Linked DNA regions of Mus musculus: all the other regions are linked to region 3. The links are chromatin loops, found by intact Hi-C in ENCODE. Cell type or tissue: heart. All regions are shown on one strand. Each heading gives the region's core, and the rest is flanking DNA. Links, peaks and the distances in the headings are about the cores only.

Region 1 (2,500 bases), core at 1-2,500, 240 kb before region 3:
TCCCAAAGTGTTTCTGTGAGTGCTGTTTACTTGTTCAGAATGAGGAGGCATGTGCACCACTGCCTTGGAAGGGTCCAGGCAAGGCTCCTTGGCTTAGAGAGCTATTCTTCATCCTGCCACTGCCTCTGCCTTACATGGTCTCACTGTTTCCCACTTTAAAGAGAGAACAAAATAGCAAAAGTATGGAAATTCTCGTCAACTGAAAAAATCCCAGTGAGTGGACGGTCAGTCGATACAGACATCAGAAAAAGATGGCTACATTAAGAATAATAATGTGGGGGGGGGTGGGGGGGAAGAATAATAATATTGGCTATCCCCATGGGAAACGTTTAACCTGTCACAGTACAGACAGATACTAATTCCAGATGGACCAATCCTAAACATGAACAGATTTTCCTTCAAGACAACAGATTTTTAGAAAACCATAAAGGTGGATCTTACTTCAGGGTTGAGCAACTCAGTAAATTGTTTCCATGAAGTAGAAGAGACAAAGGCAGAACAGCTAATCCACAAACACACAAGTGGTTCATAAACATCCTGATACAAAATAAAACCTGAGTAGGATGATGCTGTACATTGTCCAGAGCTTGCTGGATACCGGCTTGAGGACCATCTACCTTTGTGTTGTGAAGGTCTAGCACCTTGGAGTCCACCATTCCTTCTGATCTAACCAACAAACCCAATTAGTATGCTTGCAGAGGTTCTATGAACCAGTTTTGGAGTTGTTAGATGGATGCTACACAGTGAGTTCTATGTTCAGAGGTGTCACGTTGGGAGTGCAGAGTCATCAGTGGATAGGAGAAATAACCAGGTAACCTCAGGGCCTTGCCTGCCTGAAGGAAAGCACAGCTGGTTCAATGGAACTTTGAAATGTAAAATGGTAAGGTCCCCCAGCACTGCTTAGGTGGTTTTCAGCCGAATGAACTTTCCCGAGCCCTTGCTGTCCTAAAAGGACAGGGTCCACTCGTCTTTGAGCGAGGGACACAGCCTCTTCATAGTTCCTAGGGAGCCTCTCTCTGTGTCTTGGCTTGAAGCAAGAAGCTTCTATGTGCGTACATGTTGCTGACCCCATGCTGGAGTAACTTGTCTGCTGAGCAGGTAACGGGCCAGGCCTTGGGCCTTGTCAAGAGCCTTCCAAGCAGAGTGGAAATTGCCATCTTCTATGGCACAGCATGCTTCAAAAAGAGAAGCTTGTGTTTAATAATGTGCTCTTGCCTCAAATAGTATCACTGTTTTCAGCAAATACCTTGAGGCTCTAGTGGATAAATACCAGGCTGCTTCCTAAGGTCTTCTTCCTCCTTACTTAAAAAATTATGTATGAAGGCATTCTGCTGAATTCCTTTAGTCTCTTATTTCAGCTTCTATTTATTTGGTGTGATAGAAAGGTCTTAATTTAGATCTTCCTGCCACCAGTTCCAAGAAATCCGCCACCAGCTCCAAGTTTCGTGTCCTGAAGTGCCACCCCATTCCAGTGGGGTGAGCCAGCAGCCTCCGAAAAGAGAAAGCAGTGGAACAGATGGGCATTGTACTTCCAGACGCTGGCTGCCACCCAGCGCCAGCAGGACTCCAGCTTTCTTCTATCCTCTGGGGAGGCCACATTGCTTTTGCTTCCAGAGGCACGGCTACCACAGTCTCTAACCTGCCAGACAGAAAACCGAAGCCAAGCCCTCCCTACTTCCTGGGCTTTCAGGCACTGAGGGACAATGCCCTTCATGCTCCTCATCCCACTGTACGTCTGACAGGCCCTGGTTCCTCCACCTTGCAATACCCTAGCTGCCCCCACTGGGAGCAAACCAAGTGGTCCTGGCCACCAGGATGGCTATATAACATTGATCTGCGACTATTCATTGAACCATCAAATATGCCACAGGAGGCACAGTTCTAGTGCCCCAGTTATAACAACAGACAAGAAGAAAGGACTTGAGCATTCCAATAGTGGAGGCTGACGTCAAGTAGGACAGTAAAACACATGATATGTCCCTGGTAATCCCAGAGAAGAATGGGACCAGGAAGGGATAAGGGAGGATGGGGACAGTAGGGTGGGGTAGGGCTCCAGCTTTGAACAGAGGCCAGGGAAGTCAGCACTTGGTAGCAGCCGGGAGGAGGGAGTGGAGGTGGTAGAGTGTCCAGACTTGGAGTCATGAGGGAAGCTGCCAGCGCAGCAAAGCCTGCTAGTGTATTTAGGGGATTCTTCAGGAGTGGGAGCTGTTGTTAGGGACAGTGGGGTGCCTGAGCACAGCAGCCTAACGCCAGCAAGATGGACGCATTCCCACAGAGGACAGTCAGCTTGCTGGCGAGCTCTCCTTAAATGTTAGTACTGCACATGACCTGGCACTCAAGAGACGAGACCTAACAGCTAAGCAGAGACTATTCTGATACACTCTTGTTCTTAACAGCCCCCTGAACTGCTTCTCATCGGTTCCTTGTCATCCAGGCTGGCACAGTTGGTCTGCCCTATACTCACGGCTGTCTGTTCCTGTGTACCCCCTTACACTGGACT
Region 2 (2,500 bases), core at 1-2,500, 200 kb before region 3:
GCATAATGTGTACCATAGTGCACATGTAGAAGTCAGAGGAAAACGTAGGGAGTAAGTTCTTCCTTCCATGCAAGTTGTAGAGACAGAACTCAGGCCTAGCATGAAGCATCCATTCCATTACACACACACACACACACACACACACACACACACACAGGGCCACAGAAACCTGAAGATGCCCCCCAGAGCTAGAGTTCCAGGTAGCTGTGAGCAGCCCCATGTGGATGCCAGGAACCAAACTTGGGTCTCTTCAAGAGCTGCACGGAGTCTTCACTGTTGAGCGCTCTCTAACGAAACTTTTGTAATATTTTTTTTTCATGTGTTTAGCTTTTGTATGTTGCTGCCTGAAGCAGGTATGTGAGAAAACCCTGAAAACATGTCTTCATGGAAAGCAGGCTGTGCCACAGAGTATGCACTCCATGTTCTTCACCTTGACAGGTTTCTAACAGTTCGTGAAATTTATGTAAGAATAAACCTTTAGCCGGGTGAGGTGATGCACGCCTTTAATCCCAGCACTTGGGAGGCAGAGGCAGGCAGATTTCTGAGTTCAAGGACAGCCTGGTCTACAAAGTGAGTTCCAGGACAGCCAGGGCTACACAGAGAAACCCTGTCTCGAAAACCAAAAAAAAAAAAAAAAAGAAAAGAAAAAAGAATAAACCTTTATTAACCCTCCCAAATGGTTTGAAACTTTTTAAAAAATGTGCTAGATTTTAAGCAAATGATTGGTATTTACTAAGTGAAATGTGATCAACTAAAACTTAATTCACAAATCAAGCAACTTTCCAATCTCCTGACTTTCTGTGCATCCTAAGACTGCAGGATTTTCTCAGTTAGCAAGGAAGCTGTCCCGCTGCAAACTACACAACAGTACCTTTCTCTTCATTGAATGAGGGACGGGGCCTCTTCCTCTGGCTGAGTCATGACTGGGCTCTGCTCCTGAGACAATAGCAACTGTGAAAGCCACCCCTCACCAGCAAAGGTAGACAGGAAATCATAAATCCACTTCCCCTCATTTACAAGGTTTGCTCAATGAAGAATACAGCCTATGTTGAATGGGCAGCCTTTGGGTATTTATTCCACAAAGAGATACTCATAAGAATAAAACAGACTAGTTAGTGCTGATGCCAGAAAGAGGCTGAAGCACATCTGGGACCCTGGTGGTGTCACTGTGGCCTGAGAAAAATGCGGTAGCACAAAGGACCCCTAAGGAAGAAATTATAGCCACAGTGCATAGTCAACACAAGGGTCACAGGGGCTCAGAGCGTGACTTTATGTCACAGCTTGTGTGAGGCCCACGGTTTAATCTCTAGCTCTGCAAAACCAGTAACAGTCATACACAAAATGCAGTTAGGACAAAATGAGAAAACGATACAGCACACACAGGAGCAGTCTTGGAATCAATCCATTATTAGACTTGAGTTCAGTTATTTCAGTGAGAAAAAATAATCAAGCTGGTTTTCAGCAGAAAACAAAAGCGGCAAGTAAGTGGAGTTAGGCACTCACCTGAATGTTGACAAACACGCCGTGGTAAGTCTCATACAGGACCTTGCTGCCTTTCACAAGCAGTGGGAACTCAAAGGGGACCTCAGTCTTGCCACTGGGAATCTTTCCTGGCTTCAGCACGTCTATGGTGCTGTTGATAATCTGGATCGGCTGTCAACACAAAGCAGCTTCAGCTATCAGCACACACTGTGCCTGTCTCTCTCTGCAGTCCTACTAGCAGCAGGCACATGAAATCTCCCGCTCTCCTGTGTCTTGGTAGCACAGTACTGATGCTAAACAAAAACATCAAGCTGCTGCTGCTGTTCTTTAAGTCTGCACAGTAATGGTTCATTTCCTTACATCCTTTTTTTTTTACTAGTCAGAGGACAACTTGTGGGAGTCAGTCTGCTCCTTGAACTGTATAGGTCCCATCTCAGTGGTTCAATAATGGTCCTGTCACATATCAGGGACTGAGGCGCTGTACACAGTAGGAACTGAACCCATGTATGCCTGCTTCCTGCTCAAATACCTCACTAGACTGTCCTAACAGCCCTATATTCACCATAAGTAAGCAGACCTACCACTGAAGCTGCCTGGCCACCTTGGCCAACATCGGGCCCGGGGCTACTCCTTACCTGGCATCTCTAACATCACTGCCCCAGCTCCCACAGCCCTCAGCCAGGGCCTCAGCACCGCAGCTCTGTGGGCAGAGCAGGTCTGTCTCTCCTCAAGCTCCAGGTGCCCACAGAGACTCCTCAGTGGGCTCCATAGAGAAAGAAATAGGACTAGCACTCAGGCAGTCCAAGTTTTATGTTCTCTGTTTCACTTTATTTTGAGATACAGCCTCCCTGCATAGTCCAGACTGGCCTCCAAGTCCTGATTCTCGTGCCCTCTGCCTCAGCCTCCAGAGAACTGGGACTACAGCATGCACCACCACATCCAGATGCTCTCATGCTTTTATATCTTTGATTTAACCTCACCCCAACGAAGTGCCTATGGATTAAAATTAGAAAGATGC
Region 3 (5,379 bases), core at 1,234-3,733:
AGAGATGTTTTAAGAATATCTAAAATTATTTTGGAAGCAGAACAGAGCTGGCACAGTGACACCACCTGAGTTTGAGATTTTCTGTGAACACAGACACACACAGAGAAACCGAGATGCTGTGTGTTGGTAGAGAATGGGCGACAGGTCATTGCATGGAATCAGGACTCAGAAAAACATCCTGCTGGCTCTGGGTTGGGAAGCGTTGCAAAGATGGTCAGGAAAGCAGGGAGACATGACCGTTCCAATGGGTGCCAGTGAAGCAACTGGGTGCCCACAGGACAGCGAACCTCAAGATTGTCTCCCACCTGGATATAGCCTGCTTGAACGGGGTCCTCTGCACAGAACCTTAACGTATAGAAGAACACAATGAGACAACTTACAGAAAAAGCTTTGAAGTAAGAAAGTAGCCCAGGGGCTGGTGAGATGGCTCAGTGAGTAAGAGCACCCGACTGCTCTTCCGAAGGTCCGAAGTTCAAATCCCAGCAACCACATGGTGGCTCACAACCACCCGTAATGAGATCTGATGCCCTCTTCTGGTGCGTCTGAAGACAGCTACAGTGTACTTACATATAATAAATAAATAAATCTTTAAAAAAAAAAAAAGAAAGAAAGAAAGTAGCCCAGGTAAAGGGGGAAAAAACCCACTTCAATGCACAGGTTTCAAACGGAGTGATGTCAGTGTCCAACAAACTGCGAAACAGGCCCCAGACCTTAGCACAACTGAGGCCACATTAGAACCCTCATAACCAAAGACCCCAGCTCCTGCCAAAACAGGAACAAAGACCCAGCCCATCATGGGCCACACACAGTTCTAGGACATGTACCAACCTTGCTTTCTCGGCTTCTGTGGCTCCACTCACAGCTACTTGTTCCTGCTGATTGAAGTGTGTCAATCCAGGCTGTGGGTTTTGCGTATAAAAAGCTAAGAACAGGAAGGCCTGGGGCTACGTGACTCGGTGCAGCCATGAGCTGTTGAGACTAAAGACCATTTGGCTTTAAGTCTGTCTGTGTGTTCTCTGGCAGGGATACCTCACAGCAACTCAGTTTTAGGATTTGCCAGCACACAGATTTAAACCACAATGTGATCTTGCTTGAAGTTTAAATTTTGTTTATTATTCATTTATTTTTCTAGGCTGGTTTTGAATTTGTTTGTAGCTGAGGGTGACCTTGAACTCTTGATTTTCCAGCCTTCCGCAATGCTGGGCTTCTGGCATGCACCATCACACCCAGTTTTGTGCCATGCAGGGGAATTAACCAAGGGCTCTCGTGTGCTAGGCAAGCACAGTTATCTAGTAATCTACACGACAGCTCCTCTGCCTCCTTAAAAAAGGACCTGAGACAGGGTCTTAGGGTCCCAGGGTGTCTTTGAACTCCAGGTCTTTCTGCATTCACCTCCCAAGTGTGCCACCACCTCCCTCCCTCTACTGTATTGATTTAATTTGTATATTAGCTGTCTCTGTGTGTGTGTGTGTGCGCACGCGTTGTGACTATATCCTTGGAGAATGGCTAGGCTTAGAAACATAACAGCAGATGATGTTAAGGATATGTAGGGCATGCCTTTAATCTTAGCACTTTAAGGCAGAGATCTGAGTTCAAGGCCAGCCTGGTCTACTAGTGAGCCAAGGCTACTCCGTTAAGACCCTGTCTCAAAAAGCAAATAGCAGGGATTGTGGAGGCCACTATTCTTACAGTCATAGGGATGCACAAATATAAACTTGGTAAAAAGTGACACACATACTCTCAAGACAAGTTAAGCAGTCATCTGAGCATTGTAATTTCATATCATCACCATCATCACCATCACCATTATCATCATCATCATCATCATCGGTATTAGGGACTGAACCTAGAGTCTCACAGGCACTAGTCCTGTGCCCTACCACTGAGCCACACCCCCAGTCATCACATAACTTACATTTATCACTTACTATAGAATTATCAACATACAGCTACCACTGTGAAATTACAAAACAAAAAAACCTCATGTCACACTTTTTTTTTCCCCTTAAGGTTAGGATGGATCTAACTTTATCCCCTTTTGGTTCAGGATAGCTACGTGGGTCATCTCTGTTGATCCCATCTGTCTGAGGACTTGCCTTAGAGACACTTTCCTTTGGGCAAACCTAGAGGTGTTGCAGTGTGAGGAACACCCACACAACCATCCCTACAAGGTGCCTATACCAGAGCATCCATGCAAGGAATGTCAGCACAGCCCACAGTACTGTCCTTTGGCACGATCAGGAGTCTATGCGGTTTCAGGCTGAAGCCATAGCATAGCGTAAGCGAGCTGTGCAAGTATGACAACCTTCCCCTGGAAACCGGCAACACCCGGGGCTTGATACCTGCCCAGTACCCTGAGCCTCTGCACACACACCCTACATACCTGATCTGAGTTTCCTGCAGCAGCCCAGGGAGCCGCGCCCTGCGAGGAACGCAGCGGCGGCCACAGCGCCCCCTGGTGGGCATGCTGCGGACCGGCCGGCGCAGGACGCAGCCTCTGCAGCGGTCCGGTGTCCTCTGCGCGTGCGCCCTGCTTGATTTTGCTCTTCAGAGAAAAAGCAGGCATAGGTTTGGTTCATAGCAAGTTTCAGGCACGTTGGATCTTGAGACATTCTGATGCTGTTGCACCCTGGTCCAGTGACTGGTCACATAGGTGGGAAGGGCGGGGCCTTCTCCCAGCAAAGCCAGGGTAATGCCAGCGAGGAGATTTTTGGGGTGACACTGGCTTATGGTCCAGGTTGGTCCATTTCTGTTACCCAAAACTTTTAACATCACCTCGTAGTTCATATACTTCATTTTACTAGCCTCCCAAGCCATCTGTTTTTTTTTTTAAACTTAATTGTATTATTTTATGTGTATAGGTGTTTTGTTTGTGTGTATGTCTGCACCATGTGCCTTGATGTCAGCAGTCAGAACTGGGCATTGGATTCCTTGGAACTAGAGTTACAAACATTTGTGAGACTAGGAATTGTCCTCCGAAAGAGCCGCCACTCTGTGCTTTTAACCACAGAGCCACCTCTCCAGTCTCCCAAACCATCTAGTTTATTAATGAAGAAGCAAGAGCGGCGCAGAGTCTTGTCTAAGACCACGCGGCATAAAGAGCAAGCACCGTAGGGCCTGCCTGCGCTGCTCTCCTGGGTCCGTCTACTCGCTGAGCCTTCCTGACACACAGCGGACACTGACCCGAGATGGCTATCCCCTGCTGGAGCTTCACAGCTACTCCAGTCTGACAGTCTTCCAGAAGGATTCTCCACGGGGCAATGAGGCAGGAAATTTATGGCTTGGCCTGATTAATGGGCCAAGCAGTTAGGAGTTTGTTGCCAGGCTATTCGCATAATTTAACGTTTCCAGGCGGGAGAAGGCCTCTAACTCACATCTTTCAAGGGCTCTGGGAGCAAGAGGGGCAGGGGACCACTGACACATCTCTGCTCCTCCTAGCCCTGGTGTCCTCCTGTGTCGCCTCCCACCGCATCCACAGAACAAGCTTTCTGTATGAGTCTACATGGGAAAATGTAAGAAACCAACCCTAAAGACATGGCTTTTCAGCCGGTGCTTCTTTGGTCGTTCACCAGTGGGCTTGGTATGTACTGGGCGGATTCTCACTCTGCTCCCAGCCCAGGGAACGTGAATCTCCCTAGGAAAGCAGCCGAGTTCAGGGGGCAGCAGACAAAACACCATGTAAGGCAGGAGTGACAGAGGAGACAGTGTAAGTCTGTCCTTTCCCAAGGCGCTGTGCTGTTAGAACCCATCCCCTCACCTCCTCCCCGAGTCCCCTCCCCCAGCCCTCTGTTGGTGAAGAGTCGGGACAGATTGTCTTGGGGACTTGAAAGTCTGTAATTTTTGTTTCATTTGTGACCATCATATTTTAGTGTTTTCTAGCATCTGGAACTAATTATCTGTTTTACACATTTTATCTCAAATTCTAGCTATTTATGAGTATTTGAGCCTCCTTCATCTACGCATAACTTGGGTAACAAGTGTCCCTGGCAGGGTCCCTCCCTTATTTGGCTCCTCTTCCCTCTTTTTTATACATGGCTTCTAGCCTGGGCTGGTCTTGAGCCACAGCCCTGGCTCCTCTTATTCTTTACATTTTAAAATAATTTGTAAATGACTTATGAAAACTTAAGATGACTTACTTACCAACCCTTTCTTAAAGATGAACCTACCCAAGGACCGGCTAGATCGTGCAATGGGTAAGGTAAGGTGCTTGTTACAAACCTGAAGACCTGAGTTCCCGGGATACACACGGAAGAACAAAATGGACTCCTTCTGCTTGTCCTCTGACTTCCACACATGCACTGTGACACACACACACACACACACACACACACACACACACACACACACACACCCCACAAATAGATGTGAAGAAATGAACCCTCTTCACATAATAAATAGGACTGGCAGTTTCAGATTAGCCCTCCTTTATTAAAACACTCCTAACACAAGCATTTTATATAGAATTAAAAGTTAAAAGTAGACTCTAAGAATGTCCATTGCTTTTTTGATAAAATTCCCAGGCGTAACACACTCTCCCCCAGAAGAGTGTAATAGTGTTGGTCTGGTCTTTCCCAGCCAGAGCTTCCCTGCTTTCTTCCTTTCATGCTCTGAGAAGCTGATCCAGGTACCCTGAAGTCACTGGGAGGAAGAGGGGGGAAAAGGCAGTGGGTCAGAGGCCGAGTGAGGGCTGGAAGCAAGAGCCTTCGTGTTGCCACAGGAGGGTCTTGTGTTGGGACTAGAGGCTGTGTTGATGCCCACTTCCTCTTAGCACCTGCTAAAAAGCCGACCATTTCTTCCTGCCAAGAATTTTGGGACTGACATAGAAAGGACAGAACTGAAAAATTATAAGGGGTTTTCTTGTTTCTGTGTTTCTCTCTACTCACTTTTTAAGTGTTTCAAATTTTGATGTAAATTTGTATTATGTGTCTGTGTGTAGGTATATGCATGTGAGTGCAGTGTTCCTGGGGGCCATGAGAGGGCGCTGGAGATCCTGGAGCTGGAGTTACAGGCAGTTGTGTGTAAGCATATATTTTTTCCAACCTACTTTAACAAGTGTTCAACCTCCCCTCTAGCCTACCACCCACCAGAGGAAGTGGAAAGGAAAAGTTATTAGGACACGGGGGAAGTGGACCTGCTGAGAAATAGTTCCTTGTGGGAGAATCCAGTCTTCGTTGTCAGGATATCAGTAGCTGCAGTCCAGGCCTCTGGGCAGGCACCACACACGAACCAGCAAGGGCAGCTCAATCCAGAAGAAACCATAAGGCTTGCCAACCGGCCAGAGGCCACAGAAGTGGCAAGACGCTGCGGGAACCTCATGCAAAGTTCTTTGGTGAGTTTCTCACTATGGCATCACCATGAGTGAAGCTCAGCAATGCAGTG

What was found. Peaks named below come from ENCODE experiments on the same cell type or tissue, not always from the same donor. Only the 100,000 strongest peaks of a DNase experiment are listed, where the experiment ranks them.
Region 1: it touches region 3 in a loop (2.1-fold over the local background); 5 of 42 quality-filtered maps call a loop at or near these places.
Region 2: it touches region 3 in a loop (2.5-fold over the local background); 5 of 42 quality-filtered maps call a loop at or near these places.

The regions. Positions count from the first base shown.
Region 1 is chr16:94,471,155-94,473,654 of GRCm38, forward strand. No RefSeq gene overlaps it. Among named protein-coding and RNA genes, the nearest start is that of Gm31323, 4.4 kb to the right of the region's middle. In heart, for the core only: a CTCF peak has its summit at 1,482; DNase peaks (open chromatin) are centred at 1,547 and 2,167.
Region 2 is chr16:94,509,235-94,511,734 of GRCm38, forward strand. It overlaps Vps26c (VPS26 endosomal protein sorting factor C), which reads right to left. Exons shown (of 8, transcript NM_007834.3): 3 at 1,504-1,653. All of the region lies in intron 3 of Gm31323 (a long non-coding RNA gene), which reads left to right. Among named protein-coding and RNA genes, the nearest start is that of Vps26c, 16 kb to the right of the region's middle. In heart, for the core only: a CTCF peak has its summit at 985; no DNase peak of the experiment used is centred there.
Region 3 is chr16:94,711,466-94,716,844 of GRCm38, forward strand. Gm41504 (a long non-coding RNA gene) reads right to left here and starts at 2,442. Exons shown (of 3, transcript XR_876281.2): 1 at 2,384-2,442; 2 at 829-899; 3 at 1-345. In heart, for the core only: no CTCF peak of the experiment used is centred there; a DNase peak (open chromatin) is centred at 2,446; H3K4me3 peaks cover 683 bases; H3K27ac peaks cover 653 bases.